2 separate regions of the Homo sapiens genome follow, and region 2 is linked to region 1. Evidence: read pairs that join two places in POLR2A ChIA-PET (ENCODE). Cell type or tissue: Panc1. All regions are shown on one strand. Each heading gives the region's core, and the rest is flanking DNA. Links, peaks and the distances in the headings are about the cores only.

The links. ChIA-PET counts read pairs that join two places held together with the same protein. Peaks named below come from ENCODE experiments on the same cell type or tissue, not always from the same donor. Only the 100,000 strongest peaks of a DNase experiment are listed, where the experiment ranks them.
Region 2: POLR2A ChIA-PET joins it to region 1 with 6 read pairs; 1 of 35 experiments calls an interaction of 5 or more read pairs at or near these places.

What each region holds. Positions count from the first base shown.
Region 1 is chr5:123,975,993-123,985,890 of GRCh38, forward strand. No RefSeq gene overlaps it. Among named protein-coding and RNA genes, the nearest start is that of LINC01170, 460 kb to the right of the region's middle. In Panc1, for the core only: no CTCF peak of the experiment used is centred there; no DNase peak of the experiment used is centred there; H3K27ac peaks cover 553 bases.
Region 2 is chr5:124,812,032-124,821,929 of GRCh38, forward strand. No RefSeq gene overlaps it. Among named protein-coding and RNA genes, the nearest start is that of ZNF608, 70 kb to the left of the region's middle. In Panc1, for the core only: no CTCF peak of the experiment used is centred there; no DNase peak of the experiment used is centred there; H3K27ac peaks cover 643 bases.

The DNA of each region.
Region 1 (9,898 bases), core at 2,848-7,847:
AGCTTAGGACTAACCTCACTAAACTGAGTTTGGAGACTGGCATACAGTTCAGGGAACATGGGAACATGTTTTATACTGTTGTCATTTCCTTTCCACTTTCTTTCCCAATTTCGAAAAGATATTCTACTGTTGAAAACAGACTAATGTGAAATCTTTTGAACCTGATTTTTCCCCACGCATAAACTAGCAACTGAAATGCAGAGGCAATTAATTCAGAGAAATAAAGAATGGAGATTTAAGCCTTGGGAAATAAATTCTAGTTTTTATTAAATATTTGGACTAGCATAAGAGGAAAGTATATTTATTGATGTATTTTTTCCCAAAGCTTAGCGTATTTTATCTGAGTGATTACCAATCTTTCGTCATAGACATTTATGTCAAACCACTCATTCCTGCCCCCAAATTACCACGGCAATGCAAAGTAATCTGAAAAATCATTGTCAACCTAGGTGCACATTGGTCTGAGGAATGGTGAATATTTTTTCTCCACTTAGGAAGATTGTCCTGCTCAGTCATGGAATCACTCTGCGAAAAAGAGAACACCACAAAAGCAGTAGATTCATTTTTAGTGCTCAATGGAGGGGAGCTGACCCAGCTTAATTACTGTGGTTACTGTAAGAGTTATTGCCTTTCTAATGCCTTCTTCCTGCAGGCTAACCTGCAGCACCTTTTGATACCCAATGGCAGGAATTTCCTATGAAGTGTTGCCTTTAGGATCACTTTTTCTAGAAGAGTCATATCCCTGAAATATTTTTTCATCGTGTTTCAGCAACCCATAGAATTTGGAGTAAAATTCAGAGCCATATTAATGAGAAGGCAAGCTGAGTATCTACCTAGGATGCAGATCTAAAAGGGGAACTGAAACATCGCTGGAATAAATTGGCAAAATGTAAATTGGTTTCACTCCTCACTGGTGTCAACCTGTCTGTGTTGAGTACTTTTGTGAATCACACATGAGCTCACCATCAGCTCAGTTCCAAAAATCAATAATGCATGTTGTTTTGCTTACCAGGAATGAGTGATTTAGTTTAATTATCTAAATGTTAAACCCTTAATTTTCCTCCAAAGATATTGTCTCATTTAGAAAATTATTAAAAAAAATTAAGAGAGAAAATTGCAGAAAAGGTAAGAAATATTTTGCTGTTATTTTTCAAAATACACATTATATAATATGTATAAATATACATTATACAATATGTATGCCTTTCTGTAGCTAGTGAGGTTAGTAAATGACAGTTTTCATATACAGTTTTTATTAATGAAAAAATCAGTTTCTTTCCTTTTAGCTTCCATAAAAAATGATATAAATATTTAAAGAAAATATTGTATGAGAGGTGCCAAATCATTAGCCTTCCCAGAGCAACCACTGGTCTTCAGTCAACTCTGAATGACACAATATCTTTTCAGCTTTTCAGCGTCTTTATTGTGGGAGCTAATACATAAACGGAAGGTATTTAGATTTGGTGCCAACCTTTAAAAGCCCATGTACTACATGTGTTCTTATTAAATAATCAACTCCTTTAATTTTAGTGAACCATTCTTTTGATTGTTATTTTTTTCCCCAACTCTCTAATGCCTTCACTTCTTTGCTTTTAATCTAGAAACATTTTTTGTTTGGCCAATTCATCATCAGTTATGAATTCTCACAATGTCATTTATAATTCATTCTGGAATATCATGCTAATTCTACATCAAATTAATTTAGTTTTACTCAGTCATTAGAAGACTAACCACAGTTTTCTGAGGACTTACCATATGTCAGGCACTGCATACATTTATACGATATGCATTCATTTTATCCTCATAGTAACCTCCTAACATATATATTACTATATCCATTCAAGATGAGAAAACAGAAACTAAAACACATTGCGTTTTTTGTTTTTTGTTTTTTTTTTTGCCTAAAGTTTCACAGACAATAACAGAACTAAAACTTGACCCCAGGTACATCAACTTGTCTGATGGTGAAACTCATGCTCTAGAAGCCTGTGCTGTCATTCATATCTATCATTTATTGAGCATATGATACACACCATGTTCTGCACTGGGCACTTTGCATTTATTTCAGATGAACTCTCCAAAGTTCAGAAAGGCTAAATATCTGCCTAAATGGTTTCATGCCCTGTAAGTAGCAAAGCTTAAAGTCAGGCCTGTTCTCTCCAAGTATACAAATGATCACAATGCATCCCAACCTTTAGATAGAGTTGGGAGTTTTCTTGGATTGACTGTAATACTGACAACTCCCTCAATAACTAGTATCTCCACTGGCATAAATGAAAGTCTTTAATATTGCTGAATTTTTAATCTTTAGGAACTAGTGTTTTTGTTTGTTTGCTTGCCTGTTTGATATAGCTGTGAGGATACTTGTCCACATCTTGGTTACTCAGTGCTTACCTTCTTCCAGGGAATTCTGGATGACATCTGGCCAGAATTTTTCACATATGAAAATTAGCTGTACGTATTACTTTTTGAAGCTTTAATATGGGCTAGGGTTGCTGTCTATCCTTTCATTCCTAATGTTCCCTTTAGCAGGTAAATGAACAGTTTATAAACACTTATCTTAAGTCATTTTTCATTTGGCCTTTCATTTTATTTTGGCAAAAGCAGAGAGAGAAAAATCTATATTAAGCTAGAGACTTAGCTTATTAACACTGCAGTATTTAACAAACCATTCTCACTTACTTAGATGTCAGGCAGATTTTCTCTGTTTTTAGTTCAGTTTCACGAAAAGAGTAGCATTAAGAAACATTTGCTTTAATTCTTGTCAGTTATCAAATATCAACTATGCCTAAGCTCGAATGATTGTTTTAAACAGATATTCTCCTAAATGGATTCCATTCATCAAATCAGTTTAGGTAGCTGCTGTGGTTGGCCACTAACTGGGGCTCTTGAGGTAAAGAGCTTTAGACATGGTTCCCAGTGACTCCTGGTATTCATGCCTTTGTACAGTACCCTCTCCTTGAGTGTGATCTGGATCTAGTGACTTGCTTCTAATAAGTAGAATACATCAAAAGTGATAGGTGCAATTTCCATGCTTACGTTACAAAAAGATACTGGCTTTCATCTTGCTAGAATTCTTCCTTGCTGTTATTCTCTTTTGCTCTCTTACTTGCTCACTTTAATGAAGCAAGCTGCCATATTATGCAATGAGAAGCCCTACTTGGTAAGGAACAGAGACAGACATCTGGCCAAAAGTTTTTGAGGAACTGAGGTCCTTATTCCAACAGCCCATGCAAGACTGAATCCTGCCAACAACAATATGAGTGATTGGGAAGCAAATCCTTCCCAGTTGAGCCATGAGATGACTGCAACCCTGTGAGAGATCCTGAGCTGGAGGACCTGGATAAGTGCACCCAGAATCCTGACCCACAGTGTGAGATGATACATGTTGTTTTAAGCCACTAAGTTTTAGGGTAATTTGTTATGCAGCCATAGATAATTAATACAGACTTTGGTACTGAGGGTGGGGTTCTTCCATAACAAACGTCTACAAATGTGGAGTACACTGGAACTGGGCATTGAGTGGATGCTGGAGGAATGTTGAAGATCATGATAAGAAAGCCAGACTGCCTGGAACAGATTGTTACTAGAAATTTGGATATTGAAGATATTGCCAGTGAGGGTCAACAGAAAGCAAGGAACATGTTATTGGAAAATAGAAGAAGGTGGATCCTTGTCGTGGAATAGCAAAAGATTAATGACATTGTTGTCTACAGTTATATCTAAAGGAGAATATTTGCCTAATAAACTTGGTAACTTAGCTGAAAAGATTTCCAAGAAAAATGTTATAGGTCATGCTTAATTTCTTCTCACTGCTTATAGTGAAATGTGAGAGAAAGAAAGAGAAATTGAGATGACTATTAAACAATAAGAAGATGTAAATTAATAATTTTGAGAAATTATCAGCTCCTCCAGGCAGCAAAAAATTCTAAAATTAAGAAATGGCATCAGAGAACTGTCAGAAAAAAACATGGCCTCGAGATAATCCTGGCCTAGGAGAAAAGTTGAGGGTGTAACTATTCTTATTCTTAGAAAAATAAATTGAATTAATATTCAGTCACGCAAAGGGATTCAGGTTAAGTCTCACAGATTCCCTCAGGCAAGCAATGTAGCCTCTAGGAAGCTGAAGAACATTGTCCCTCAGCTATCTCAGCACGAACTCAAGGTACAGAAGGGCTTTCCTCAAAGACATTTGTGGCTGTGGGTTTTTAAAGTGGATTTAACCCCAATAGGATTCACAGGAGGCTCACAAAGTTTTTGAGAAAACTATACTAGCAGGTACATTGCTAGTTTCAACTGAAAGGGGCAGAGAGAGGGCAAAATGAAAAGAAGAATTATATTTCCCCAAATGCTACTGTCAGGAAGCTAGATGAGAGAGCAATTTCTCCACAACCATGTACTATCTTTTATGAAAAATAGATGAAGACTCAGAGAAACAAACCAAGTACTCAAAGGGTAGAGCTGAGAGCCATGGAAAAGTTTTCCCAGAACTTGAAACCTGATAAAGGAATTTGCAACATTTGTCTAGCTTTTTTTCCGAATTGCTGTGGACTTTTTCTGTCTTCTGTTTTCCCTCCTTTTGAGCAGGAGTATCTAAAATGGTTATCTTATGCTTGTCCCAGCGTTAAGTGTTTGGGTGTGTTGGAGCAGGTATCTTGTCCCTTTAGTTTTTCAGATCTACAGATGGAGAAGTGTACCCCAGGAGCTACACCTGAGGATCTTCATCCACACATAGGCTTGATTTTGAAGATAAGCCTCTGGTATCTGACTTGATGCTGTAGTGGGATGAGACTTTTGGAGATCATAGCAGGGGCTGAAAGGATTTTGCATGTGGAAGGGACATGTATAAGTGGGAACAGGGGGTAGACTGTGAGAGACAGCTTCTAACATGACTCCCAGTGACCTAGCCCTCTCTCCTCTGGCATTTATGATCTTCTCCTCTTGAAGGCAATTTAGACCCAGTGACTTGCTTCTAACAAACAGGATATGGCAAATGTGTTGGAGTGTTACTTCCCTGATGAGGTTAGAAAAGACTGTGACTCCTTTCTTTCTAATACCTGCTAACTTACTGGTACTCTTTCTTGCTCTCTAGCTTGCTCTGATGATGCAAGCTGCTATGTTGTGAGATTTTTCGATGAAGATGTCCATGTGGCAAAGAACTAAGGAAAAATCTCTGGCCAACAGCATGTGAGGAACTCAGACTCATTCCAACAGCTTGCAGGAAAATGAATCTTGCCAGCAACCATAAGAGTCAGCTAGAATGATATTCTTCCTAATCATGCCTTGAGATGACTGTAGCCTTGTTAGAGAATCTGAGCTGGAGAACCCTGACTTGGAGATGCGTAAAATACATGTGTTTTATTTTAGTCTGCTGTGTTTTGGGGCAACTTGTTACACAGCAATAGATAACAAATACAGCTCATTTCTTGTAGCCTTCTTCAAAAATTATGCGGAGACGTGCTCTGCTCGGGTTGAGCTGCCCCAGAATCCCCATTCTTTGCATGCCTGGTGGACACGTCTCTATTTTTTTCAGAAATATAATCTTTTTGCTATTAGAATGTCACTGTGTAGTTATCTTTTCACTCATAGGTCCTCATTTGGGCCCTAACAGATAGACTCCTGACCTGAGTTTCAGCCTCTACATTTTTATTATCAATTTTATTTATTTTTTGTAATTACAAAAAAAAATTGTCAATTGGTAATAATAATCGTGTACTTTATAACTAATAATTGCTTTTATAATTTAATAACCATTTATGTCAGACACTATACTAAGACCTTTGAGTTACCCTACATATGTTAAAACATTCATTATTTTTAATTTTACTCACTAGACTATGTTTTCTAATTTATAGAGTTTCAGGGAGCTTGTGTAACTTGCTCACAGTCACACAGACAGTAAGGAATAGAGCTGGGATATGAACCTGCATCTAGATAATCCATCTCCAGAGGCCACACTCACATACTGAAAAGTAAAAATAAAAGTTAATAATTTCACTACCACAAATGTTAGCATCAGAAATTATGTCTGTTAGTAGTATATTGACTTATTTAGTTTATTTGGCTTCTTTTTTTCTTTTTCTATGTATATGAGTGTATTAGTCTGTTTTTACACTGCTATGAAGAACTGCCAGAGACTGGGTAATTATAGAGAAAAGGGGTTTAATTGACTCACAGTTCTACATGGCTGGGGAGGCCTCAGGAAACTTAAAATCATGGCGGAAGGGGAAGCAGGCACATCTTACATGGTTACAGGTGAGACAGAAAGAAAGAGAGAATCCAAGGGGAAGCTCCCATTTATAAAACCAACAGATCTCATGAGAACTCCCTCACAATTATGAGAACAGCATGGGGGATCATAGAACCCCATGATCCAATCACCTGCCATCAGGTTCCTCCCTAAACACTTGGGGATTACAATTCAAGATGAGATTTGGGTGGCGAGACAAAGCCTAACCATATTAAATGACTATTTATTTGATACAGTAAAAACTTCTGCTTTTTCTACTATTTTTCTGGATGCTCTCTCTCCCCCAGCACCCCCAACAGGCCCCAGTGTGTGTTGTTTCCATCCCTGTGTCCATGGGTTCTCATCGTTCAGTACCCACTTATAAGTGAGAACTTAGAGTGTTTGGTTTTCTGTTCCTGCATCAGCTTGCTGATGATAATGGCTTCTATCTCTATCCATGTCTCTGCAAAGGACATGATCTCTGATATGGTTTGGCTGTGTCCTCACCGAAATCTCATCTTGAATTATAGCTCCCATAATCCCCACATGTCATGGGAGGGATCCAGTAGGACATAATTGAATCATGGGGATGGGTCTTTCCTGTGCTGTTCTAGTGATAGGAAATAAGTCTCATGAGATCTGATGGTTTTATAAATGGAAGTTCCCCTGCACATACACTCTTGCTTGCTGCCTTGTAAGACGTGTCTTGCTTCCTCTTTCCCTCCACCCTGATTGGGAGTCCACCCAGCTATGTGGAACTGTGAGTCAATTAAACCTCTTTCCTTTATAAATTACCCAGTCTTGGGTATGTCTTTATTAGTAGCATGAGAACAGACCAATACAATCTCCTTCTGTTTTACAGCTGCATAGTATTCCTTTTTGTATATGTACCACATTTTCTTTACCCACTCCATCATTGATAGGCATTTGGGTTGATTCCATGTCTTTGCTATTGTAAATAGTGCTGCAATGAACATGCACGTGCATGTATATTTATAATAGAATGATTTATATTCCTCTGGGTATATACCAAGTAATTGAATTGCTAGGTCAAATGGTTTTTCTGGTTCTAGATCATTGAGGAATCATCACACTGTCTTCCACAATAGTTGAACAAATCTACATTCCCACCAACAGTGTAAAAGCATTCCGATTGCTCTGTTACTTGCCAGCATCTGTTGTTTCTTGACATTTTAATAATTGCCATTCTGGCTGGCATGAAATGGTATCTCATTGTGGTTTTGATATGCATTTATCTAATGATCAGTGATGTTATGCTTTTTTCATATGTTTGTTGGCTGTGTAAATGTCTTCATTTGAGAAGTGTCTGTGTTCACGTCCCTTGCCTACTTTTTAATGTTTTATTTTTCTTGAGAATTTGTTTAAGTCCTTTGTAGACTCTGGATATTAGACCTTCGCCAGATTGATAGATTGCAGAACTTTTCTCCCATTTCGTAGGTTATCCGGTTGCTCTGATGATAGTTTCTTTTGCTGTGCAGAACAGTTTAATTAGATCCCACTTGTCAATTTTTGCTTTTGTTGCAATTGCTTTTGGCATTTTCATAATGAAATCTTTGCCCTTGCCTATGTCCTGAATGGTATTGCCTAGATTTTCTTCTAGGGCTTTTTTGGTTTTACATTTAAGTCTTTAATCCATCTTGAGTTAATTTTTGTATAAGATGTAAGGAGGGGGTCCAGTTGCAATTTTCTGCAAAAGGCTGCCCAGATCTCCCAGCATCATTTATTAAAAAGGGAATCCTTTCTCCCTTTTTGCTTGTTTTTGCCAGGTTTGTTGAAGATCAGATGGTTGTATATGTGTGGTGTTATTTCTGAGGTCTCTATTCTGTTCCACTGGTCTATATGTCTGTTTTGGTATCAGTATCATGCTGTTTTGGTTACTATAGCCTTGTAGTGTAGTTTGAAATCAGGTAGTGTGAGGCCTCCAGCTTTGTTATTTTTGCTTAGGATTGTCTTGGCTATACAGGCTCTGTTTTGGTTTCATATGAATTTTAAAATAGTTTTTTATAATTCTGTGAAGAATGTTAATGGTAGTTTAATGGGAATAGCATTTAATTTATAAACTACTTTGCCCAGTGTGGCCATTTTCTTGATATTAATTCTTCCTATCCATGAGCATGGAATGTTTTCCATTTGTTTGTGTCCTCTCTGATTTCCTTGAGCAGTGGTTTGTTGTTCTCCTTGAAAAGGTCCTTCACTTCCCTAGCTGTATTCCTAGGTATTTTATTCTTTTTTATAGCAATTGTGAATGGGAGTTCATTCATGATTTGGCTCTCCACTTGTCTGTTGTTGGTGTATAGGAATGCCTATGAGTTTTGCACATTGATTTTGTGTCCTGAGAATTTGCCAAAGTTCCTTATCAGCTTAAGGAGCTTTGGGACTGAGATGACGGGGTTTTCTAGATATAGGATCATGTCATCTGAAACAAGGCAATTTGACTTCCTTACTTCCTTGTCTTGTGGTGACTTTCAAGGGGAATGCTTCCACCTTTTGCCCATTCAATATGATATTGGCTTTGGGTTTATCAGAAATGGCTCTAATTGTTTTGAGGTATGTTCCTTCAATGCCAAGTTTATTGAGAGTTTTAAACATGAAGAGATGTTGAATTTCACTGAAGGGCTTTTCCGGGTCTATTGAGATAACATGTGGTTTATATCTTTAGTTCTGTTTATGTGATGAATTGCATATATTGATTTGCATATGTTGAAATGTCCTTGCATCCTGGGGATGAAGCCGACTTGATCCTGGTGGATACACCTTTTGATGTGCTGCTGGATTTGGTTTGCCAGTATTTTATTGAGGGTTTTTGCGTTGATGTTTTTCAGGGATATTGGCCTGAAGTCTTCTTCTTTTTCTTTGTATCTCTGCCAGGTCTTGGTATTGGGATGATGCTGGCCTCATACAATGATTTAGGGAGGAGTCCTTCTTTTCAGTAGTTTGGAATAGTTTCAGAAGAAATGATACCAGCTTCTCTTTGTACCTCTGGTAGAATTCAGCTGTAAATCCATCTGGTCCTGGGGGATTTTTTGGTTGGTAGGCAATTTATTACTGCCTCAATTAAAAAAATTCATTACTGGTCTCTTCAGGGATTCAACTTCTTCCTGGTTCAGTCGTGGGAGAGTGTATGCCTCCAGAAATTTATCCATTTCTTCTAGATTGTCTAGTTTATTTACATAGAGGTGTTTATAGTATTCTCTGAGGGTTGTGTGTATTTCTGTGCATCAGTATGATAGCCTCCTTATCATTTCTGATTGTGTCTATTTGAATATGCTCTTTTCTTTATTAGTCTAGTTAGTGGTATATTTTATTAGGTTTTTTTTCCAAAAAAACAGCTCTTGGATTTGTTGATTTTTTTGAAGGCTTTTTTGTGTCTCTGTTTCATACAGTTCTGCTCTGATATTGGTTATTTCTTGTCTTCAGCTCACTTTGGGGTTTGTTTGCTCTTAGTTCTCCAGTTCTTTTAGTTGTGATGTTAGGATGTCAATTTCAGATTTTTATAGCTTTTTGACATGGGCATTTAGTGATATAAATTTCTCTTTTAACACTGCCTTAGTTGCATCCCAGAGATTCTGGTACATTGTGTTTTGTTCTCATTAGTTTAAAAAAACTTCTTGATTTCTGTCTTAATTTCATTATTTACCCAGGAGTCAG
Region 2 (9,898 bases), core at 1-5,000, 830 kb after region 1:
CAAAAATAATAACCTTATAAAAAAGATATACGTGTACGTCAAAGCCTTATGACAAATTTCAAGAGAATAGCTATTTTACCTTACATTATTAATAATTTTGATGTATATTACTAGAATTTTGTTGTATCTACTTTGTTGAAAATTGTACCCTTTATTTGAATATTTTTGCTGGGCAGAGTTTTTTGTTTATTTTTAGTTTTAAATCCTATTGATGATACTTCTTAGCCAAATGGGAAGAAAAATAAATAACACCATAGGGATAGTTACATACTTTGTGACCTATAAAGGAACTAGTCTTCTTGGTACATTACTGTCAGCTAAACATATAAATGTTCTTTGAAAAGTCTGCTTCTAGATGTTAATGGAGGTATTGATTTTCACCTCTGTCTTTTTTTGATAATGCCTATTTACTGTGCTACCTCCTCATCTCCATTCTGAGCTCTGCTCTCTCAAGTGTTAGTGTCAGAGGCAAGTGCCAAAACCTAGGTGACTAAGTGGGTGTCAAGCCAGCTGCAGAAACAGAGGGAAGACTTAACTAATGGCACAGGTCTTCTAAGTCAATGGACCCTGTCTCTCCTAATTTCATTATCAATTCACCACAGGAACCTGACAGAGTCCGTATGCTAAGTCAAATTCAAAAGCTCAAAAATGAAAAGGGAAAAAAAATCCATTTTCAGAGTCAGGTAAAAACATCATAATTCAGAGAAAATCTTTAGTATTGATTGATAGCCGCAGACTCCTGTCCAAAGGTTTCCTCTTTAAATTAAGAATACTAATGATTTCTCATGCTGAAATTAATAATCCCAAAGCTGCACATATTCAAAAAAGACACTAATTGTTGTACTTCAACCAGGAAGTGCCAGTGAGCAGATGCCTAACCTGTTTCCTTCAGTGACTGAGGCTGATGACGTGTCATGGTGTTCCTGAGAATCATATGCTTCCCTGGGAGGCATTCTTGTGTTTGCCAAGAGGCCACCAATTTGAGACGGAATATCCTGTTTGTTGAGGCTTCTATAACATATGATCCAATGGCTCTCTGATAAACAGATTTGTTTAAGACAAAAGTTCTTGCCTAAGTCATTTGGAGACTGAATTGTGCTTGTGGAGGAGGCGACGCAGACCCCACATGGAGACAAGCCAGGGCGGTCTGGGGCTAGAGCAAGGCACTGATCAGTTCCAGAGGAAACCAGAGCTTTCCAGATAGCCACAAAGAATTGAAACCAGGAGAGAGGAAATAGCTATTTGTGGGGAATAGGAAATTGATATTGAGAGGAAATTGATACAGAAAGATACACAGATATAGTCATTTTGCTACTATTTTCATTTATTCTGTGCTATTGTATATATTTGTGTAAGCCACATGAAAATATTTTTAGAATTGTGTAAGGGTATGAATGAATAGGTAAAGTCTCTTTAAAATATTTTAATTTTTTTTTTTTTTTTGAGAGAAAGTCTCGTTCTGTTGCCTAGGTTGGAGTGCAGTGGCGTGATCTCAGCTCACTGCAACCTCTGCCTCCTGTGTGCAAGCTATTCTCCTGCCTCAGCCTCCCGAGTAACTGGGATTGCAGGTGTGTGCCACCATGCCCAGCTAATTTTTTCTATTTTTAGTAGAGACGGGATTTCACCATGTTGGCCAGGCTGGTCTTGAACTGCTGACCTCAAGTGATCCACCTGCCTTGGCCTCCCAAAGTGCCAGGATTACAGACATGAGCTATTGCACTCAGCCCGTTTTAAGTTATTTTACTGGCAAATACTATCATTAGAAATTAGGCCAGGTGCAGTGGCTCACAACTGTAATCCTAACAGTTTGGGAGGCTGATGTGGGAGGATTACTTAAGGCCAGGAGTTTGAGATGAGCCTGAGCAACATGATGAGACCTCACCTCTACAAATAATAATAATAAAAAAATTAGCCGTGTATGGTGGCACATGCCTGTAGTGCTAGCTACTCGTGAGGCCGAGGCAGGAGGATCTTGTGAGCCCAAGAGTTCAAGGCTGCAGTGAGCTACGATCATGCCACTGCACTCCAGTGCACTCAGTGACACACAGTGAGACCCTGTCTCAAAACATAAAAATAATAAAAAAAAACTTTGTTAGAAGTAAGTAACTTTGTTAGAGGAAAAGAGTAGTTAGAAACCTTTCCAGAGTTCCCTTACAGAAAAAAAGATAAAGAGGTACCTATGTTACTAGTTAGTTACCCATCTGTTTCTAGAAAGCTTTTTGTGTCAAAATATTGGAGTCTTTTGCAACAGCCTCAGAATTTGTTTTTTGGGGTAAGCCTACCATTTTGATTGGTGCACACATTAAAGAAATTTAAATTTAAAATGTATGCTCGAATACCCTTCTGTTCATCTATGTATTATGGGACTTTACTGTTTCTATTGTAATTAGTCATTCATATGCTATCTTCCCCACCAGAATGAGTTCCTGGTGGGATCACAAAGTCTCTAACCCCTGTAAAAGTCCCTAGAACAGAGAAAGTACACAGTAGACACTCTCTGGGGATTAAGTTATACAGTGTAACTATTTTGCAGAATAGTTACAAGGATTAAATAAGATGACATAAAATCCAACATGTATCTACAATAAATCACAATAGGAATTCAACTGTTAGTTCTCTCCCTTTCTTTGAACTAAAGAAAAGATATTTTTCAATTTGTAAAGCAGCGTAGAACACGAAATATCAAGTTTCACCTAAAAAATATATATATTCTATAGAACTTGGTTTGCTTTTAAGAATGATCATATTTGAGGCCAGGCGCAGTGGCTCACGCCTGTAATCCCAGCACTTTGGGAGGCTGAGGTGGATCACTGCAAGCCAGGAGTTTGAAACTAGCCTGGTCAACATGATGAAACCCTGTCTCTACTAAAAATACAAAATTTAGACTGGCATGGTGGTGCGCACCTGTAATCCCAGCTTCTTGGGAGGCTCAGGCAGGAGAATCACTTGAACCTGGGAGGCTGAGGTTGCAGTGAGCCGAGATCGCATCACTGCACTCCAGCCTGGGTGAAGAGGGAGACTCCATCCAAAAAAAAATCATATTTGATATATTTGGAAATTTAAAGCCTAGGGAGATGGACGGGAACAGAAAAAAAATTGGAAAACAGAAAATTTGGCTTTCTTGGCCGGGCGCAGTGGCTCACACCTGTAATCCCAGCACTTTGGGAGGCCGAGGCGGGCGGCTCACGAGGTCAGGAGATTGAGACCATCCTGGCTAACACGGTGAAACCCTGTCTCTACTAAAAATACAAAAAATTAGCCAGGCGTCGTGGCGGGTGCCTGTAGTCCCAGCTTCTCGGGAGGCTGAGGCAGGAGAATGGCGTGAATCCAGGAGGCGGAGCTTGCAGTACGCCGAGATCAAGCCACTGCACTCCAGCCTGGGCGACAGAGCGAGACTCCGTCTCAAAAAAAAAAAAAAAAGAAAGAAAATTTGGCTTTCTTCTTATCAATGCTTTGTGGGGAAACAGCCTTAGGAAACGGTTGGCCTCCCTTCTTCCAGCCTCTCTTGTCACTGCCTGGAACTAATCTGGATCTTTTGGTCCATCTTGGATGTACCTCCAGGCCACAGGCCCAAACTAAGGCTGAGGTACTTTAAAGGAGCAATGGGAGGTTTGGTGCCAATGGCTCAGATAAATATTTTCTCAGACTAAGTCACTTATACTGCATGAATTCCATGGATGAGACAGCCTCTGAGCTCTTCCTCTGGAGAGTTGCCTAGCATTTCCACCTTGCAAACAGATAAGCTTTTCCTCTGAAGTCAGGGCTGCTGAGGAACATCTATTTCTCCAGGTGTTATAAGGATAGGAAACCCCTGTAGAAGAAAATGCAACGTTGATATACAGAGGGAGGGAGCAGCAATTTGCACCTAAAATGTTTTTAGTCAGTTAAGGCCAAGCTATGGCTTTGGGCTCATAGGAGGAACAATTCCCCAGATATGGTAGACATAGAGATTTGTCAGACAATTTATGTGCAGGTTTAAAAATATCCTATGTGAAATACAAATAAAAAAGATAGTAACTGCTGTGCCACAAGTGGTCTGGTCTACTCTTGTGAAAATGACCATTAGGCTACACTGAATTTTCTTTGTGATTGATTTCCATCAGACCATAACTAGCTACAAAAGTGTGACCGAAGGATGTTTCTTTCTGAAAACAATGTCTACCGTTTTAATGATTTCCAAGCACATCTTTCTCCATGAAACTTCTAATCTCTTTAAATTGCTAGTGAAAGGGGTTTTAAAACATCTAGTTACTGATTCCTGCTTCTTAGAGCTGTAATTCAAAGAGGAGCAGTGCCTCTGATCACTTAGAAGAGACTTTGAGAAGTACCTCTACAAAGACATCTTAAAGTAAACAGAGCAATCTTACTCTGGTCTCTGTCTGTCACTGAGGCATACGTGTGGGAGGACTGATGGCAAACAGCACGGAGCTGATTTCAGTTACAAATAATTTAATCGTTTCTTCTTTCAAGGGGAAGCCAAACAAGGTTCTCCGGAATTTTCTCTGTCTATCAACAAAATGATCTGGTCATCTATGTTCTTTCATTTCAAAAACTGGGACATATTCCAGACTCTGTGGTCTGTCCAGAAATCCCAAAAAATGAGTCCAAGAATCTGAGTCAGGTGTTAGCACCGACCAATTTGTTGGCCTCAGGGTTTTCATTAAAAAGGCAATATGGGCTGGGTGCGGTGGCTCACACCCGTAATCCCAGCACTCTGGGAGGCCTAGGGAGGAGGATTGCCTGAGACCATGAGTTTGAGACCAGTGTGGGCAACACAGTAAGATGCCCCCCACCCCCTATCTCTACAAAAAGAAAAAAGTCAGTATGTTTAAATATCACTCTGACAACCAATTCTAAACACTTTTGGCTCTATTCAACCTAAAGATTGATATTTGACCATATAGATTAATAGTTCTCATTGTCTGCACTTCAGAAACACTGAAGACCTTAATAAAGAAAAGAAAAACGAAGGGAAGAGAATAATATAGATACATAATGAAAAAAATTCAATCCACACAAAAAAGTATACAGTGAATTAATGCTCTCTCCCATCCAAGCTTCAGTTTTCCAGTCTCTAACTCTCTTTCAACTGGGATTAAAAAACATACAGATGCCCAAACCTCCCCTCATTCCCACTGGGTCAGTATCCTCTGGCATGGGTACTTCTGGTAAGTTCCCTGGGTGATCCTATTGCCCAATCAGATTAAGAACCACTGACTTTGATGGTGTGGCAGAATTCCTGGACCTCATGCTGGTGGGAACAGTATAAGATGCGTGGGTCTGGGGACTCACTGAGTATCAGACTTTAGAATTGGAGAACCCTTATTATGTGCACTTGTTAGGGTGAAAAGGTTTTGTGGTACTTGCTTAAGAGGCAGTTTAATATAGTCAAGACAAAACAACACTACAACAAAACAAACTTATGACTTGGGATGTAAGAAAAATCACTAGATATGACTTTACCAATACTTCGTTGTATGACATTGCCATCACATTGGAAAACTTAGGAGGCTGAAGTAAATGAAAGTGTAATGTTTACCTTGCTAATATTCTGTAGTGTAAAAGGTAGATGACCTACCCTGGATCAATCTATACTTTTTTCCTAACACTACCTGGTTTTGTTCAGGTACCTAAGCCCTCTGACATAGCCCAAAAACTTCAAGGGAAGCTGACTCCCACATGGCCTATGGGTGAGGCGGATTGATTGAGGGATAAGTCCTTTTCTCTTTAGGAATGGGTATATGATCCAGTTCCAGAAAATATAAGATGCTGACAGATTTGTAGGAAGTTTCTGAAACTATGAGGATCTAGTTCCTCCCTCCCACCAAATGTGAACAAGAAAGCACCAGAACTCTGACTGGTACTGTGGCCATTCTGTGATTAACGTGGAGTGGACTTTAGTACTGGGCTTTCACTCTGAAGGCAGAGTGAACAGACTAATAGAACCCAGACCCAGGTCGATGTATTGAACGATGTCATCCAACAATGCTGAAGCCCTCACTATATCTGGACTTTCTGATAGATGAGCCAATAAATCTATTGTTTAAACAATTCTGAGCTTAGTTTTCTGTTACTTGAAGCTGAAATCCACCTCAGTAATCCGTCTTATTTAAGTCTAAATCCCTCACTCAAGGTCTTAATTCATTCCCTGCTTTCAGGTATCTTTCATTAGCTTCTTGGCAATTTACCTTGTTTTTATGTTTTTTTTTTTTTTTTTTCAGTTTTATGACCTCCACTCACCCTGATAACTTAGTGACTACTAATCTGCCATTTTTATCATCTCTTCTCTGCCTACTCTTGGCCCATCACAAATTAGCATTTAGACGCGTTGAAGTTTACGTGTATATATCTATATAGCTCTTGTTCACAGTAAGGGGATACTTTACTAGTGACAAGTGGAGAGGAAGCTAATGTACAGTCAGTCACCCATTTTAGAAATCTAAATTGGAAATTGTAAAAGAAATTTCCAATGTCCACTTCCTAGCTTTAATTAAGTAAAGGACCATTTGAATCCTGATGCTAAAGGATCAAGAAATAGATTATTTCATGCAGAATGTAAAAGTTCTTTCTTCTTACCTTGGGGAACTGATTTTATAGGAATTCAGGGGAAGGAAGGGAGGGAGGGAGGGGAAAATCCATTTTTTTCCTAGTTTTACATCTCAGGGCGTTTTCACGTATAACTTCAGTTAAGTCTTACAACAAGTCTGCAAGGTAAGTAACTTTTATCTCCACTTTATGTTTGGGGGCAACTGAAGCTTAAATAAATAATGTTCTCAAGGCCACTCAAATGTGTGTCAGAGCCAGATTTACACCAAGGACTGTAAGACTCCAGAGTCATATATTCTCTACAACTTAAACCTCATCAGCTCTTTGCCCTATCCCTGGCAAGTTTTTCTGACTTTTGCAGTCTTCTCCAGTGGTCTCTTTACTGAGCAAGTGGTCAGTGTCATGGCGACGGCCTTCTAGCTTTGGGCTGCTTGTGGCTTCCATTCCTGGGTAGTTCTGCCCTTCTCCTCAGGCCCTTGGAAGCCAGTGATAACGCCCGGCTGCTTCTCTCCCAGGCAACTCTGGTAAATACAAGGTCACTGAATAAATGGCTGGTTCCCATCAAATATTTCCCTGACTTGATTCCCCTACCATACTTCGGTGGTCTTGTGGTCGCCACATATGAAATTATAGCCCTGGTTATAGTCACCAACCTGGTCTTGTGGATCGTTGCAATTGATTGAATTGTTCACAAATACCCACTACTTGTTTTTATGCTGCATATTTTCTCTGTTTTCTCTTAAGTAATATGTCTCAGCTCTTAGTGAAACCTGCCACAGTGCCCAGGAACACACATTTATATACTCTCTGACATGTCAAGCTTAAAGTATGATGAATCACCCTGAGCAGGCTGGGGTGGCTCTCTTTTTAGAATTATTCCCAACCACGACATCAGAACACTGTAATAATATGGAGAGAAAGTGGATGGGAAGAAGCATTGACAACAAGGAAAGAAAGAAGGGAGGGAGGGAGGGAAACAGATCTGGAATGGTTGAACCTATAGAACTGCTGATACGATTTTATCAATTCTATTTACATAGACATTGTTTTGGCTCAGTGATGTCAATATCAGTACTTCTGAAAATTATATTTAGAGGGTAACAATGTAACGAGATCTAGACATCAACTCAAAGATAAAAGCAGAATTTTCTTTTGGAGTTGCCAGGGGGCATCTGGCCATTCTTATTGAAAAAAGCAATGTCCTGATTTTCTTATTTCTCTCCCACTACTTTACCACCCCCAGTAGTTTGAGGGACATGGGGAAGGAAGAGCACAGATCTCCACATTTCTTGAATGTTTCTCATATGCTAGGAATGTTCATGTCTGTGAATTCATTTGATCATCACAAAAACTGTTCAGTGAAGGTAGGTGAAAATTATTATCCCTGTTTTTTGTCCTTAAGATAAGGGAGGCACATAGAAATTGAGTAATGTTCCCTACCATTGCTAGTGAGTGACTAAGTGGAGACTTGGACCTCCTCTTGTACCAGGCCCTTTGATATGGTTTGGCTGTGTCCCCACCCAAATCTCATCTTGACTGTAGCTGCCATAATCCCCACATGTTGTGGGAGGGATCAGGTGGGAGGTAATTGAATCATGGGAGTGGGTCTTTCCTATGCTGTTCTCATGATAGCGAATAAATCTCATGAGATCTGATGGTTTTATAAAGGTGACTTCCCCTGCACAGGCTCTCTTGCCTGCCGCCACGTAAGACATGCCTTTGCCCCTCCTTCACCTTCTGCCATGATTGTGAGGCCTCCTCAGCCATGTGAAACTGTGAATTCATTAAATCTCTTTCTCTTTATAAATTACCTAGTCTCAGGTATGTCTTTATTAGCAGCATGAGAACAGACTAACACACCCTTCACGTGCATTGTCTCATTTAATTTACACAACACTTTGATGAGGTAGGTAAAATTCTCTCATAGTTCTGGAGGCCAGAAGTCTAAAATCAAGGTGTCAGCAGGGCCATTCGCCCTTCAACGGCCCTAGAAGAGAATCCTTCCTTGCTTATTCCAGTTTATGGTGGCTCCTTGTGTTCCTTGCCGTGTGCCTCTGTTTTCATGTGGCCTTCTTTCCTGTGTCTCTGTGCCTTCTATTCTGTCTCTCCCAAGACACTTTCATTAGCTGAAGGCCAACTCTAATCCAGTATGAGCTCATCTTGGTCTTTTTTTTTTTTTTTTTTTGAGATGGAGTCTCGCTCTGTCGCCCAGGCTGGAGTGCAGTGGCATGATCTCGGCTCACTGCAAGTTTTGCCTCCCGGGTTGACTTTTTTTTTTTTTTTTTTTTTTTTTTTGAGACAGGGTCTCACTCTGTCTCCCAGGCTAGAGTGCTGTGGTGTGATCTGGGCTCACTGCAAGCTCTGCCTCCTGGGTTCACACCATTCTCCTGCCTCAGTCTCCCGAGTAGCTGGGACTACAGGCCCCCATCACCATGCCTGGCTAATTTTTTGTATTTTTAGTAGAGATGGGGTTTCACTGTGTTAGCCAGGATGGTCTTGATCTCTTGACCTCGTGATCCGCCCACCTTGGCCTCCCAAAGTGCTGGGATTACAGGCGTGAGGCCACCAAGCCCAGCCAATCATTTTCTTAATTATATCTGCAAAGACCCTTTTTCCAAATTAGATCACATTCTGAGATTCAGGATGGACAAGGATTTTGGGGAAATACTACTCCATCCACTAGAGGAGGTCAGGAAATCGTACGCTTAAGTTCACAGCTATGTGGCTAAGAATCTAATTACTACCCTTGTTTATTTGATACTAAGTCTTGTTTATAACCACTTCAGAGACAACCCTGGGGATACACAGAGTTAAGTCGTGGGCTTTGCATGGGGCTCAAAGATTTGCAATAATAGTTAGAAAGGAGAGCTAGAATAACAGTTAACTAAAATTAATGTGGCTCTATTTGAGGGCCCCCCACCTAGCAAGTGTGGTAGTGTGGAAATGATAAAAACTGCATGAAGATCTTTGGTGAAACAATCAAAGCTGAAGAACCATGTCTTAGGGGACTCTATTGGGAAAGGGATTAATGTAATGGAGACTATGACAAGTTACTGTGATGGCATAGAACTTAATGCTAAGGCAATAAAGTGAGAAGCTCCCAAGAGTTCACAGGCTTAGAAAATAAATACAAGAGTAGAAGATTTTAAATGAATTAGTGAACACAACATTCTTGGATATTCTTAAGCATTTAAGAAGATCGATAAAAATTAGGAATTACTTTTTTGCACTGTGCTTCTTTAGTGGAGATACATTTGCAAAACTGGTCTTAATTTTAGTCATTGATTTGTAAATATTATACACGGATTATATAGAACTTAGTAGAAATTTCTAGCCGTTCTGCTGTAAGTTT